Linked DNA regions of Homo sapiens: region 1 is linked to region 2. A link is a loop called in an ENCODE intact Hi-C map of the cell type or tissue named here. Cell type or tissue: upper lobe of right lung. All regions are shown on one strand. Links, peaks and the distances in the headings refer to the core of each region. The heading gives the core; the rest is flanking DNA. Region 1 holds the start of LINC01082 (long intergenic non-protein coding RNA 1082). Region 2 has its middle 9.7 kb from the start of FOXF1.

Region 1 (10,160 bases), core at 1-5,000, 320 kb before region 2:
ATTTGGCCCCCGTGACCTCTGTGTTCCCCAACGGGGGCTGTGGTCCACAGTGGGAGGCTCAGGGGCTGGGGCAGGAGCAGAGAACATCCAGATGACCGTGCGTGCCGCCGTCCACTGGGCTTTCTCATTAACCCGTGGTCACACCGTCCAATTCGTCAAAGAAACCTGAAGCAAGGGGACGGACGGAACCGGCACATGCATGGGTGCAGGCGAATCCCTGGCTTTGCTAATTGGGGTTCTCTTCCCATCTCAGTTAGGTTCTGCCGTCTGAGCAGAAAAGCTAAGAGGGAAGCTGGGATTTTCCAGCCAAGCCTGCCTCACAGGCCCACGTGTGGTCACTCCTAAGCGTCTGGTGTAAACAAGAGTCATTGTCTATTTGGTGGTGGGATTCCTTCTCAGAAAGCTTGCTGTGGTGTCACTAGGGAAGCTGGAGGGAATTTAAGCCCCTCCAAAATCGAGCTGCAGATGTTGTCTTGAACTGGGCGCTGCTGTTCCTTTGCTGGGAAAGGTTTTCTTCCTTGAGCGGCTGATCTCTTCCTTCATCAGAATTACCAAGGTTCTGGTCAGCCAGGTCCTCTCCAAAACCACAGCCATTTTCAGGAGACAAAAGCAGCCTCGGTTTATAAGGCACCACTGAATGGCTTCATGGCATGCTTGGGAATTACAAATGTCAAATCAAACAACATGAAATTGTGCCCTTCTTTTGTGTGCGTTCATTAGAAGGACTTGGAAAACCAAATCATGATGTATCGGTATTTGTTTTTTATACAGAAACAATATTGAAAAAAAGGCCCCTCGATGAATTCGTAAATTAAGGCAAGGAGATGCTTACTTGAAATGTTGAAAGCCCCCACAGATCTAATACTCCAAACCAAAAATTATATGCAGCACTGATAGCAGATGTTTTCGTCCTATCTAAATATGAAAAAGTATTATATGTTATGTTGACATTTAGGCTAAATCTTTCCCTTATAAGGTGTTTGACATAAATAGCTTTTGTTATGTAACTCTTCAATAGAAGGCATACACACACATTTCTTAAAGGTCCCAGCTGCTATTGTTATCACTGGAGGCATAAAATTGGAATCCTAACTTCCAATATCAAATTTGAGCACAAACCCTATAAAATGTATCTTGTCAGAATGTGCCAGAACCGCTAAGCTCTTTTCGGCGGAACAAATTGCAGCTGGTGTCCTTAAAGGTCGAGAATCAAACTTGCTGTATCCTCAGGGTTTAGGCAGCAAATTGGTCCCAGTTTTCACCCTGCCGCAGGGCTGGCTGGGGAGGGCAGCGGTTTAGATTAGCCGTGGCCTAGGCCGTTTGACGGGGTGACACGAGCCTGCAGGGCCGAGTCCAAGGCCCGGAGATAGGACCAACCGTCAGGAATGCGAGGAATGTTTTTCTTCGGACTCTATCGAGGCACACAGACAGACCATGGGGATTCTGTCTACAGTGACAGCCTTAACATTTGCCAGAGCCCTGGACGGCTGCAGAAATGGCATTGCCCACCCTGCAAGTGAGAAGGTAACGTTTATTTTTGTATTTTTTTCTCTGTCTCCCATATACAGACTGTAGAAAGACCACCAAGAGCGGACCATTTTTTTTTTTTCCCACCATGATGTACAATTCACATTTGTTAATAAAAAAAAAGTGCCCGAGGTCATCCACCTAGACTTTTTTTTTCTTAAACAGGAAACGGGTTTCAGATGTTTATATGTTGAAAAGTAAGGCTACTAATCCGTTTAGCCATTTCACAGGCCCTGGCTCACTCTCTCGTACCTTTTCATGTTCAGACCCCATAGAACGACATTAATTTTTATCCCTCTTGTTATTTAGAATTAAAAAAAAAAGACAAAAACAGAAAAACACTTTCAATAGCCACCTGCTTTTTTGGGACAGCTCCAGTGGAGGTTAAAATAAATGAATCCGCTGGTTTCATTCAATTGTGCTCTTAGCTGCGAGGGTGCTGTGCGGTGGGTTTGAGTGTTCAACACTCTTCAGCAATTCCTTAAAATAGAGCGTGGTCTCGTGTATTTTCGTGTGTCTGTATCCACAAGCGGATCTCCGTTGAAGCAACATATTTAGATGAACACTTAAGGTTCACAAACGCACATACTTATTCCGTCTATAGCAAGGGTGGGAATTGGTCTCTTCCGTACTTTTCTTTCATTTTTCTGGGGGGTCAGTGTGATGTTTTCCACGTTTCTTCTTGATGTTCGGCTGTGCCAGGTAACAGAGAAAAGGCATTTCCCAGGGAGCCGATGATCGCTTGAAAGGGCTTCAACTTGATGCTTGGAAATAAAAAATTTTGTTTTATTTCTGCCATTTTTTTCCTCATCCCAGGACCAGTAATTTTAAACAGTTGTCACTGGTGCAAACGTTTCCCTGTTTAGTGTGGCAAATCAATGCATTTTTACCCTGTTGGGGAGGTTTACATATTCATAGTCCAGGGAGAAAAGAGCACAACAAACGGGAATTGTGGATGCTTTTTAAGTGAATTTGTTAGTATTCAAATCATTGGCGTAAAAGACTATTTTAAACATAGAGTTCAAAGCAGAAGGAATAATATTATTTCCTAAAACTGGATCAAATGGTTCCCCCTTTTTAACCCACCTCTGCTTGACCAAACGCTTTATGTTTACCGATCTTGCAAGGGTGCAAAAGAACTATTCTTGAAGAATTTCGTCAGGGAGAGAAAACCAGCTAAGTTGAAAGGAGCTCTTAAAATTTCAGCATCAGTATTTTCAGGATCAGTAAAAAAGTTACTTTCAGGATCATTAAAAAGTTATTTGCGAAAATTAAACATAGACAAAGAATCATCTTTTACTTCACTATAAGAATCCTCCCCTCACCCTCGTGTGTGTGTGTGTGTGTGTGTGTGTGTGTAGAGAGAGAGTTCTATGAGGCACAAGATACATTTTCTTGCTTTTTCATCAGAGTACCAGAAGCGGCTGGAGAAAAGATTAGTACAAGTGTAAAAATGGATATGTTAATAAATGTCCAAACTCCTTTAAATGGAGGTGAGATGGATATGATAAAACAAATTTTAAAATATATGTTTTTGTTTTGTTTTTTTAATCAAACAAAAAGGCCATTTTTAGTGTATAGGGGCATGTTTTAATTCGGCATTCAAATTATGCCAGGCATAGGTGTCAGGGACTCCCCGTGGAAACCCAGTGACAAAACAATAACACCATCACCTGCGTTGAAATGTGAGCAAAAATAATAGAGTGGTTATCTCGAGAAAGCGGCTCCTGAAAAATGTCTCCCTTAACATGGAAGCACCCGGCAGAGGCTGATCTGTGGGGCTGGGGAGAAATGGAGCAATCGCCAACACTCCAGGCTCGTCTGTGAACCCCAAATTCCATTAAGAAAAGAAACTGCTTAGCAAGACCCTTTTGAAAGCCCCGGGGTGCTAAAGGAGCAGAAGGAAAGCCCGGCTTAGCATCCACACGGCCACCAAAGCTCGGAGGGCAGAGACTGCCGGGAGGAACTGATCTGATGAGAGGATCCATGAGAGAGCAGGGCAACTGCACTAAGTGCCCATTTCTCCAACACGGACAGGGCACCGGGGAGCTTGGCTAACATGGTCACTCAGCCTTCCTTTGTGGAATCACAGGACAGGAGCCTGCTTTGGGCCAGCATTTACAAAAACTGTCTTTTTTGGCCCCTGGACCCTGATGAATAGAAAAACGCTGCAGTCTGCAAACCCACTGCAATCGCCGCGTCAGCTCAGAGCCGAGATGCTTCCCAAATGAACACCTGGATGGTGTAAATCACCCTGACAGTAAACACTTCAGGCCAGGACGCAGGCTGCAGGCGGGGTGGGGTGGCATCCTCCCACCCAGCTGGGGTCCATAAACCAGGCACTGGCCCTGCGCTAATAAATGCTCCTTTCACAGCAAAAGACCCCTCCTCCCGGGCTGGGATCACGGTCCCGGTAGAGAGGGTGCTCAGATAACCGACAGCGTTTCTCCCACCCTCATCACTGTCCGACTTACCCCGGGCTGGCATCAGGGAGTGTTGTCAGGCGTTTATGCCGTTATGAATGGCTTTATGATACCTCGAGAGGGGGACCAGGGCCACCGGCTTCATGGTGGCTATTTTCTGAAGGTGGCAGGAGAAGATAAAACCAAAATTCAGGGTTTGCTTTTTAAATACCATGCTAGTAAAATCAGAACAGTAATGACGGGAACCAAAAGATCTATCTGAAATGTTCCTAAGGTTAGTGGAATCTACAGTGGCATTCCCTCTTGTAAAACACATTGAACTCAAATGTTAAAATAACTCTCCCTCTTCTTGCTGCTGTCTCAAAATCCTTGACTGCTAATGGATGACCACCCATTTGGTGTATACAATTCTTATAAAAATCCCCAAATAGGGGAAAAGCAGAGGGTAGATAGCAGAATAGATCTAGAAAAAGAACACCTCCTTGGGAATTTCTTTGCATTCAGATGCTCTACTTTAAAAAATAAAATGTCTCCGTATAATTATCCAGTTAGGAGGAGTCTTTTAAATGATATCTTTTGTCTTCAGCCAGACAGATGTGAGGACGCACAATGTAAACGTTATGCAGCAGCTTTGGGAGAGGCTTTTTATGGCTCTGTTTCTTTCCACTCACAGCACAGACTCGAGAAATGTAGGGAACTCGAGAGCAGCCACTCGGCCCCAGGATCAACCCAGCACCGAAGAAAAACAACCAGAAGAAATTATTCTTCAGCCTGAAATGAAGCCGGGATCAAATGGTTGCTGATCAGAGCCCATATTTAAATTGGAAAAGTCAAATTGAGCATTATTAAATAAAGCTTGTTTAATATGTCTCAAACAGAAAATGTCTTTTGAAGAGCATTTTAAACCTGATATTAAAATCTGGCCGAGCGCATGTCCCGGGGCGTAATTGGTGGGCACAGGAATTTGGGTCCTTTGCAAGAAGTGTGGTATTCTCCCTTCACAAGGTATTTCTTCCCCAATGTATAAAATGAAAGCAGAAAGGTTTTTAGGTAGCTATTTAAAACTGTTCATGCAACATAATAAATATAAGACAATTGACCCGTGTTTTAATGTTTATCCGTAAGACGAAGTGCAGCCCGGCTGGTGCAGTGACGCAGGCGGCTTGCTGGAGCCGAGAACACCCACGTGTGGGGTGATGTTTTCCCACCACGGTGCAGCGGGTTAGCAGCTGACCCGCGCTCCCACCAAACCTAAAACCACTCTCTAATGGGCTTTACGGTATTTACATTTTGAATTTTATTTATAGGACACCAGATGTCTGTGTTCACAAGAAAAAAAAAAATCATTTGGAATATAAAATCCCTCCCCTTCCCCGCATTCGTTAGCTGAGGAGATATTTGCCTTCCCCCCTGCAATGCGGCAGTGGCTCGCAAGCCAGTTCTGAGCTGGGGTTTATGGTCTCTTTGGAGGTTCGGGAGGTGGGAGACTGCGCATTTGTTCCCATTTTCTGTGTGACCACGGGCGTGCCTTTATTTCTGGGCCACGTTTTCTCCTGAGACTCTTTGCGTCTCTCAGCGACCACCCTCTTACTCATTAAACTCTTCTGACACAGAGGAATGGAGCTGGGCAGAAGCTCAAAGCCAGACCTTAAGAAAACTGCTTAAGATCTTACCCAAAAGCCGCAGCGTCCGGCTGTGAGCTGGGGCAAGCAGATGACTACGTCTTTCCTCCTTCATCCCTGGAAGTGGTCTTAGAATAAAAGTGCTTCAAAAACATAAGTGGATATTTTTATTCACTTCTTTATTGTTTTCATTGTCAAATAACTTCAGAACATGCAAACCCAACAAGGCACACAGCCCAGCAGCCCTCCTCTGACTGATCTGCCTGAAACTGCCAGTCATGTCTCGTCTCCAAATCACACAGAAGATTCACACAGCACCAGGGCTTCTCCCCTCTCCCCAGGTCTCTAGCCCAGATTCACTCCTAACACTGAACCTCTCCCAGGGCCCGCCCGCCCAGGAAATTGCCTCCCCTCCCCACAACACAGATAGATGAGCAGCTTATTTTTCAGTGCATACCCACTCCAGAGGTTCGGCCTGATTCCTTCCTGTAAGTCCTACCGGCCAGCGGTGAGGGCAGCACATGAGATCACCCTGCAGGCGGATTTTAAAGCGCCACAGAGAATGGTGGCTAGGGAGCAGAGGCCACTGTGGAGCACTCTCTAGGGCCAGGTGTGTTCCAGGTGCATTCTGCATGTCACGTCCATTAACCTCCAGAGGTGTCACAGCCCCTCTTCTTAGTGAGGCTCCTAACCACTGTGCATACTGCCTGGAGGGACAGTGGCCCCGAAGAAGGACACTGAAAACCTAGGGGTTGAGCAGCCACACCTGGCACCTGGCCGCTCTGGCTCCGAGGGCTCTGGAGAGAATCACCAGTCCCCAGGCTAAGTTCTGGGTCCCCCAACTTCTAGCTGAATTTCCATATCCACATCCAAAGAAAACAGGCTAAGGATTCCTTCCGTGATTTACTTTGAAGGTCCTTATGAGGCCAGAGGGGAAGGTGTAGTGGCAAGTGTGTGACGACAGAAGCTGTGAGAGTCTGAAGCCAGGGTGGGTGGGCCGTGTGTTTAATGCCCCTCCCAGGGCCTGGAGGCCAGAGCTGGAGGCCAGGCTTGAGAAGGGCCTCCTCAGTTCATCAATAAGAGCACAGAGAAGCCTGTTTTTCTTCCCTGCTGTGGCTGTGACAATCTTACACCTCTTGAGCATCAAAAGAGAGAAGCTGAGAGCCAGAGGAAGGTCATAGCTGCAGGACTCAGTATGTTGCAGGCCGGGGACACCAGGAAGGGAAACCAGAAAGAGGGAGATGAAGGAGGTGAAGATGGGGTTCCAGGCAGGCAGATAAGAAAGCAGTAGAGTTGAAAAAGCTTTGGGGCTAGATACCTGGGGAGAGCGGAGAAGCCCTGGTGCTGTTAACAGCCAGGCAGAGCTGAGTGAGGCGGGGTCAGGGGAGAAGGAGGCAGGCGGTGCTCTCTGGAAAGTACCCGGGTGAGGAGAGGCTGGGTGGGTGGCTGGGGGAGGTGGCAGGGATCTGCCCCACTCTCCTGTCGCTGGCGCTCACTTCTGCTGCAGAGACCTTCGTCTCCTGCTGTTCCTAGCCCAAGGCTCCCCTCCCAGGCCCAGCGGTTCTCATTCCCTGGAGAGTTTTACAGCACAGATGCCCCCCAGGGATTTAGAAGAACCTGCGGGCATGCGGCTGCTTTATTGATTGATTGATTTTTACCAGCTCCCAGGTAATCCTGTGTGCAGCCAGGGCTTGAGAACAGCTCTAAGCCTAAACATCTAGATTCAAACTTAGGAAATACGCTTCCATTTAATGAACTGGAGACTTCTGAGGTTTTGTTTCTTTAATTCCTGCTCCCTAAGGGTGCCCTGCCAGGGTGGGGGCTCACCCTGGTCCAAGGGTCACAGCAGCCTGCGAGTAGAGCACCACTGCGGACTACTCGACACCCGGGATGTGGCGTGAGCTGAGTAGGGGCGCTGGGGACTGGTTCTTCGTGAAGCAGAAACGCTCTCAGCGTGGGAGAGTTTTCCAGGATGCCCGCCTCTGTTCTGTCCCCTTGTTTGTGGGTCGGGTCTGAAGGAAAGTGACGCGGCCCCTGGTTATCTTGTGCTGGGCCCTACCCTAGCCCCAGGGCCTTGCTGTCCAAACCAAGAGCATGCACAGGACTGGCCCAAAAGCAACCTCGGGAACGCTCCTTCTCATCAGCGTGGGGCTCTCTTTCTTAGTAAACACAGCAAGACAAAACAAAAGAGAAAACTTAAAAGCCTTCTGGGAAAAATTCAAACCTTGTTGAATTAAGATGAATTCCAGTTATTTGTTACAAGTATTTACAATGCTACATTGGCCCACTTACTTTTCCGTAAATCACAAACCTCTTCAATGACAGCTAACACACATATATATTTGGAGAGAGAGAGGAGAGAGAGAGAGAGAGAGAGAGAAGATCTAGTGAGTCAGGCACCATTTCAGGAGCCTCACATCGGTTAATCTATTTCACCGTGTCCACCACCCTATGGGGCAGGTATTTTTTGTGCCCATTTTACAGATGGGGTAAGTGAGGCCCAGAAGACTTGCCCCAAGGCACACAGCTAGTAAGTACCAGAGCTCAGATTCGGCCCCTGACCTCTGCAGGGCAGTGGTGCTGAGAAGAGAGAAGGGCACTATTATTAAATTGGAAAACGTGATGATTATTTAAGAGAGTTTCTTAAGTGGTGTCCTCAGAGCCACAGCCCCAGCCAGTTCTGCTGCTCTGGGAGTCACTTTTCCTTTCTGAGGTCTGAGTTTCCTCTTCCATAGCTGGGATTAGCAGCGCCTGCTGTGGGGTGGCCCCGCGATGTGGCACCCGCTGCACCTCTCTCCCCTGTGCACCCGCCCAGGCCTCCAACACCGATTTCCTCCTCTATTCTTTCTGGTTCCTGAGCCCTGAGGGTTTGAATTGTGCGGAGCTAGGGTCTGTTTGTTCTCAGGGAAGAGGAGAAACCTTTCTGGAAATATCAAACCAATTTTTGCTGGGACAACACATGAGGCTTGAGACAAAAACACGGCAACAAAACAAAAATTGGAGCAGGCTTAGAAAAGAAGTAGGACCCCAGCTGGCGAGGGAGGCCCTCTGTCTTTTGGATGATGGGAATGAGGTGAACTTTCAGCTCCAGCTTCTCCCTAAGATGGCGGGAGGACACACAGGCCCCTCGCTCTGCAAAGCTTTGGGGAGTCTCTGAATCCCAGACACTCCAGAGGACACCGGTGGCTGACTGCTTTTCCTTGGGGGAGATGATGGTTTGCACAGAGCCCGGCCCCAAAGCCAGCATCCCTGCAGCCTGTGTGGCCAGGGCAGGGTCCTGCCTCTCCAGGGGTGGGCAGGACTGGGCTATAGCAACCCCTGTCCAGGACGTGTCCTTCAGTCCCCTCCCTTCCGCCAGCAACCTCCAGGTCCGAGACCCACCGCTCAACCTCAGCTCTAGGTGCTCCTCTCTTGTCAACTGTGAAGTGGGCTTCATCCTGCCTCTGAAGTGTGGTTATGGGGATTACCTGAGATAATGCTCGATGCTTGTAAAAGGTCAGTACAGAGCCTCCCAGAACCCTCCACAAAGTCATAACAATAAAAAACAAACAGCACGTGGGGCCCTTGCTCATTAACATCTCCTTCTCACACCAACCGGAGGAGGCGGTCACCACCACAAACCCATTTGTCAGATGTCAGCACTGAGGCCCAGGGCAGTGATAGCGTTCGACCGAGGCCACGGGTGGAGCTGAGATCTGAACCCAGGTGGTCTGGCTCCAGGGCTGTTTGTTCACCATCGGCCTCTCCAGGCGCTTGACAGATGGGAGCCATTGTTACTATTTTGGCTTCGGTTAAAGATTTTTTTTTTTTAATTTTTAAAAAACGTTTTATGCTGAGATAATGGTAGATTCCTAGGCAGGTGTGAGGAGTAACACGGAGAGATCTCTGTACTCTTCACCCAGTTTCTCCCACTGGTAACATCTTTCATACCACAGTGCAGTGTTACCACCAGGATGCTGACCTGGATGCAACCCACTCGCGGGTTTAATATGTGTTTAGCATATTCAGGAAAAATGTTGACAAAGAACCCAGAGCTAGGTGAAGTGCAGACGATGCTGTTCGGACCCACCCCTTCCAACCTATACCTCGTATTTGCAGGCATTTCCTGCACCACCTGACACCACTCTGAATCTCTGATATATACCTTCCCCCATGAGAATGCAGGTTCCATTAAGCAGGTAGTTTTTGCCTGTTAGGTCTGTTAATGGTGGAGAATCCGTATCCAGAAGGTCTGTGGCAACTTCGATTCTTGCCTCCTCAGAAGGAAGAATTCGACTGAGGGGCATAAAGCACAAGGAGAGACCAAGGCCAGTTTTAAAGCAGGAGTAAAAGTGTATTAGAAAGCTTCAGAGCAAGAAGGAAAGGAAGGAGAGTATCCTTGGAAGGGGGCCAAGTGGGTGACTTGAGAGATCAAGTGCATAGCTTGACCTTTTGACCTGGGGCTTTCTATGTTGGTGTACTTCCGGGTATTGCGTTACCTTTTTTTCTTTTTCTTCTTTTTTTTTTTTTTGGAGATGGAGTCTCGCTCTGTCGCCCAGGCTGGAGTGCAGTGGCGCCATCTTGGCTCAAGGCAAGCTCCGTCTCCTGG
Region 2 (5,000 bases), core at 1-5,000:
TCCACGGTGTTCAAGGATAAGCTGGGTGGTCCTGGGTGAGCGCTAGTTTGGGTCTGTTCTCCCACGCTGGTCAAGGCTGCTCTGAGCGGCCTCTGCTGCCCCCTCCTGCCCGCCTGCTGGATCAGGCCCACGTGTCTGTAGCAGCAGCTGGTTGAGAGAACTTGGAGGCCAGGCAAACAAGCACCACGGCCACATTTGCAGGCATACCATGTGAACGCCGGGCCGGGGCAGGCCTTCTTCCCACATGGGCATCCCAGTCCACCCCAGCTCACCCTCGCTTGCTCCTGCCCCAGCTCTGTCCTTGTTACTCTGCTTGTTTCGGGGGCAGAACCTGAGCTCAGGGAGGGTCACTGACTGCTCCCGACATGATCGGTAAGATGTGGAATTTGGACTCAGACCCAGTACTTTCTGACCCTGAATCCTGTGTCACTTGCCACTACACCGCAAGGCTCCTGGACACCCGTTTGCCTCCATCCACAGGGCCTAGTGGTAAAAGGAAAGTTGACGTGGGATCCATGATCTAGCCTCTGCTGGCTTCCGGCCTCCAGAGGAGAGCTGGCAATGGGCAGGACCACAGAGAGTCGGGGTCTCCAAACACATGCTCTCAGACCCCCTCTTACCTTCCAGCTGAGCTAGGAGGGCGCTTGCAGGTGGGGCGGGAGCTGGCCTAGCAGCCAGCGCAGCTCAGACCCTGACCTTTACCCCCTCTCAGGGTTCCAAGTGTGATTCACGGGTTCCACCATGGCCTGCCATGGAAGCTTCCTTTGCTTCCTGGGGTCCCCTTAGACCAGCTGAGAAAAACTTCAGATGAAAGTGGGTGCTCAGACGCGGCTGCCTGCACAGCACTGTGGCCACCTCCACACTCTATGGAAACTTCTGGGCACCAGTACGTCAGAGTTCTGGGCTCTGTGTTAAGGAGGAAGGCCCTTTTCCGGCGTCTTCTGCAGCTGAGCCCAGGGGCAGTGTCCTGGGCCATGTGGCCAGCAGGGTGGGACAACAAGGGACGGGGTCGCATCCATCCATGAAGGGACGCTGACTTGTTGTGGGGCCGAGAGGAATCCCAGGCCTTTGACAATTCTGTCTTCGTGTGCTTTGGGGGTGCGCAGGGGCAGAGGAACGCCTGCTGTCTGCAAGCATAAAACATCGTGGGAGTTGGGGGTCTCTGAGCTGATTCTGGCTGGAAGGCTGTCCAATTTGCAAACTGTTCATTGCTCAATTAAACTCTTAAAATAAAACATTGTCAGCATGAAATGACAGATGGACAGAGGGGAACCGTCGTGGAACTATCCGCTCCACACGGGGCCCTGGCTACGTGTCCACCACTGCACTAGACTAGATTTGCGACGGACATGTTGATGCACACCTGTTGTCACAGACGGACCGCCCAGTGCCGTGTTGTCCCAGCCCAGTGGCAAGGGAGCAAGGGTGTGGTGGTCGCACAGCAACTGGCATTGAGGTGGGAAGGTGTGCGGTCCCCATTGGAGTAGATGCCCAGGCCATGCACTACCCAGCAGCTGAATACACAGGGCCATGTCCTGCAGTACCATCCAGCTGCTTCCAGCATCAGGACACCTGGGGTCATGTGGACACTCTGAAGCAACAACGACAGCAAGGGCAGGATGACCACAAATGTCCTTAGCAGAGGGAGAAAGCTGCCCAGATGCAGTGTCTACATGGTCCCTATGGTGGTCTTTCTCCCATCCCACAGTGCAGGATGTTTGCTGGGGACACAACCAAGAGGAAGCCTGGCAGAGCAGGGGCGGAGGGTCGCTGGGACCAGGTGCAGGCATCCTCTCTGACTTATTTTGGACAATGTTCTATGCCTGTGGGGTGGCAGCCTAGGGAGGAGCAGTGCCACACGCAGGGCCCTTGAGAGTGCTGTAGTGCTGTGACCAGCCGCCGCAGGCATTTTATGGAAACTGCCGCCAGCACTCCAGGGAGCAGGCACGGACGCCGGGTTCCCCCCACCCCGTGTTCCCCGGCAGGTCTGGGGTCTGGGCCACGGGGAAGCGTGCTGAGTCTGCAAATGTCCCTGGAAGAGGAGAGCAACATTTCCGTTCCGGACACTTCCCCCCAAACAGGCTGTGATCTATTAGTGCATGGCGTTTCTGTGAGGCAGGAAGCACTGGCCAACCCTGGCTTTCTGCTGTGACTCCTCGGCAGGGTCGCCAGCCTGACTGAGCAGAGAGGACTGCGCCGCCTCTGTCCAGGTGCGGGAGGTGGGCCAGCAAAGTGGGCAGGGCAAGGGGAGGCAGCCAGGGGAGGCTGGGCGAGGCCACAGCAAATGTAGGTCATGAGGACAGGAGGGACAGGAGGGCAGCTGTCCCGGCTCACTTCCCAGGGGCCTTCGCTGCGATGCCCGCCCCAGGGAGAGAGCTCAGGGTCAGGAAACCTCTTGGGAAACAAGAGGACCCAGGACACCAGGGTCCTTCCTGCGGGGCAGCCTCTGACCCACCCTGGGGATTTCCCGCTCGGCTGTTTCTCTACACGGCGGCAGCGCCACCTGCTGTCCACTTCGTGCAGATGCTATTGGGCCCTTAAAATCCGTCCCATCAGGAAAATTGATCTTCCCCAGGATGGGCAGCCGCGGATGCGAGGAATGAACCTGATTGCTCTATTTCAGACCCTTTGACCTTTGTCAAGGCGTAGCTGGCTTTTTATTTTATTTTATTTGGTCGGGGGTCAGTTAATGCAGTGTTTTTCTAATTACACAAATGACGTGGCTTATTCCAAATAAAAAAAAAAAAACTTTAGAAAAGTGAAACGAAGAAAGTAAAAATGACTTCCAACCCCATTCCTGAGTGAGGCAGCTGTGCTCCGTTGGCCACAGGAGACATCTCCCTGCACCCTCAGGGACCCCGCCGTTCTAGGAGGAGCAGATAAGGGATGTAGCGGGTCAGAGCACGGGAGTCACAGGGCCTGGGTTCGAGTCCCGACTCCCTCTCTTCTCAACTTCGTGAGCCTGCACAGGTGTCTCTCTTCTGCTCACCTCGGCTTCCCCATCGTTACAGTGGGGATGATGGTAAGAGTAGGGCTCCCATAGCATTGCTGTGAGGCTTAAATAAATAATAACCTGTGAAAGGCTTACAGTGAATAAACCAGGCACAGAGAGGGCAAGCACTTAGAGGCCACACAGCCAGGACACGGTGCAAACCCTGGTGTGCCTGGCTCCAGCACGGCACTCTTCGACCATTAAATGGTCTCTCTGTTCCGACAAGCTGCGGTGGCTTCGTGACCCCTGAGGCCCTGCTTGTGGTCAAGAGATGAGCACGTGGTGTTTCTCCGGGGGACAGCCTTCTCCCGCCCAGCAGGGAGGGGCTTGACGCTGTGGCCGACTCTGCTATGAGACCGCAGGGAGTCACAGAGCCCTTCTGAGCCACATCTGTCTTATCTGGAAAAGGGAAACAGTAGTACACGCTTCCTGGGACTCTTCTAAGGCTTAAGTGAGCTAATTCACCCTGCAAGGTGGGTAGGGATGTTTAATTTGCTCACAATTCAGTACTCAGGGCCTGAGCTCATTGCTTCCAAACCATCCAGAGTGCAAAACGCGCAAACCGCATGGTCACACGTCAGCTCCATTCCGACCTCTGCGATTTATGGACATCAAAAAGAAAAGGTTCCATTCACATGAAGAAGTGCTGCCGTGTTCGCGGGAATGGGAGTGTGGGTTCCCTAAGCGTCTCTGCTTGCTTGAATAAGTGCCCAGATGGTCTCTGGTAAAAACACGGGATGATCACTGACATTGGCAAAGTCATGGGGACTTGCTGGGGCGGTGGGTGGCCGGGAGAGGGGGACAGAAGAGGGGCGCCCAGATCCCCCCAACCTGCGGCTCTGCAATGCACCAGGAAACAAGCCGCCAATACTCTATGCCCCAGTTTCTCCATCTACAAATGCAATCAAATATGGGGCTATTTCCAGCAACAGGACCAGGGTTGTGTGGGGCTGTCGCATGATGGGCTGGCCGCAGGTCACGGGGTGGTGATGTGCGGATCAGAGTTGAAGGGTTCAGTACGTGCAAGATAGGGACTCCTGCTGGCTTCTGTCGGAACAGCCCTGGGCCCCAACGCGCCTCTGCACTGTGCGCCGTGTGATCGGGTAGAAGCCCCCCACCGTTCCACAGGGCACTGCTTTTCTCTTCCAGGAAACACCTCTGGCTTTGTCTGCCTCTTCCTACCTCAGGTGGCAAGTAGGGGACAATCCCCAGCGAAGGAAGGTACAGTGGGATTGATGGCTCAACCTGTGGTCAGCTGTCGCTGCAATCGCGGCTTCACTCCCTGCCCACAGGGGCACGGTGGGCAAACTGACTCCTCTGCATTTCAGTAACCTCGGCTGTGAAATAGGAGGCCTCTCAAAAGTGACTGCAAGGACTACGGGAAATGATATAAATGTGTGCATCTATGTATATAGTTAATATTTCCTCTTTAATATATTTTATACATATACAGCATGTATTTTATAAATCTATAAAGGGAACGGGATGGAGGGAAGTGGGCTTAGCAAGCCTCGATTGGTTATTTTTGCTGGGGGGGAGGGGATGTGACAATTAAAATTTTGGAAACTGAGTCGGCTGCAAGCCAGGTGCTTCCTGGGGGCCTGCGGGACAGGGAGAGGATACTGCCCAGCCCTTCCCAGGAGGACAGGAAGAGGGGAGGGGAGGGAATCCTCATTTTTGCTCCTTTGGTAAAAAGGCAGAAAGCTTCACATCTCCTGTCCATATCAGCAGGTCTTGGGGCTGAACATGCTGCGGAAGGTACTTCGGATCAGCCAGCAAGAGCACAGGGATCATTACTGATGTCTGTGGTGGGTGCCAGAGGGGGGCCCATATGTTTACCCTAAATTTACCACCATTCCTACACCTGGTTACTGATTCCTGTTCTAAATGCTGTTCTCATCTGACATTTCATCCTCTCCACCATCACTTTGCTAAAATGTAACTCTTTGTGGTGGTCTCTGCACTGGCCCTTTCTTCGTAATTCTGTTCCACCGCTGTTCTCGGCCTT

The links. A loop is a pair of places that touch in the nucleus more often than their neighbours do. Peaks named below come from ENCODE experiments on the same cell type or tissue, not always from the same donor. Only the 100,000 strongest peaks of a DNase experiment are listed, where the experiment ranks them.
Region 1: it touches region 2 in a loop (5-fold over the local background); 11 of 110 quality-filtered maps call a loop at or near these places.

The regions. Positions count from the first base shown.
Region 1 is chr16:86,194,889-86,205,048 of GRCh38, forward strand. It overlaps LINC01082 (long intergenic non-protein coding RNA 1082), which reads left to right and starts at 1,293. Exons shown (of 2, transcript NR_103859.1): 1 at 1,293-1,524; 2 at 4,624-4,832. It overlaps LOC124903743 (a long non-coding RNA gene), which reads right to left and starts at 4,628. Exons shown (of 2, transcript XR_007065164.1): 1 at 4,002-4,628; 2 at 1-2,291. RefSeq lists an enhancer at 6,978-7,478. In upper lobe of right lung, for the core only: no CTCF peak of the experiment used is centred there; no DNase peak of the experiment used is centred there; H3K4me3 peaks cover 3,246 bases; H3K27ac peaks cover 4,827 bases; H3K27me3 peaks cover 3,084 bases.
Region 2 is chr16:86,517,763-86,522,762 of GRCh38, forward strand. No RefSeq gene overlaps it. Among named protein-coding and RNA genes, the nearest start is that of FOXF1, 9.7 kb to the left of the region's middle. RefSeq lists an enhancer at 4,001-4,501. In upper lobe of right lung, for the core only: CTCF peaks have their summits at 107 (motif pointing left) and 2,526 (motif pointing left); DNase peaks (open chromatin) are centred at 121 and 2,489; H3K4me3 peaks cover 387 bases; H3K27ac peaks cover 1,335 bases; H3K27me3 peaks cover 3,860 bases.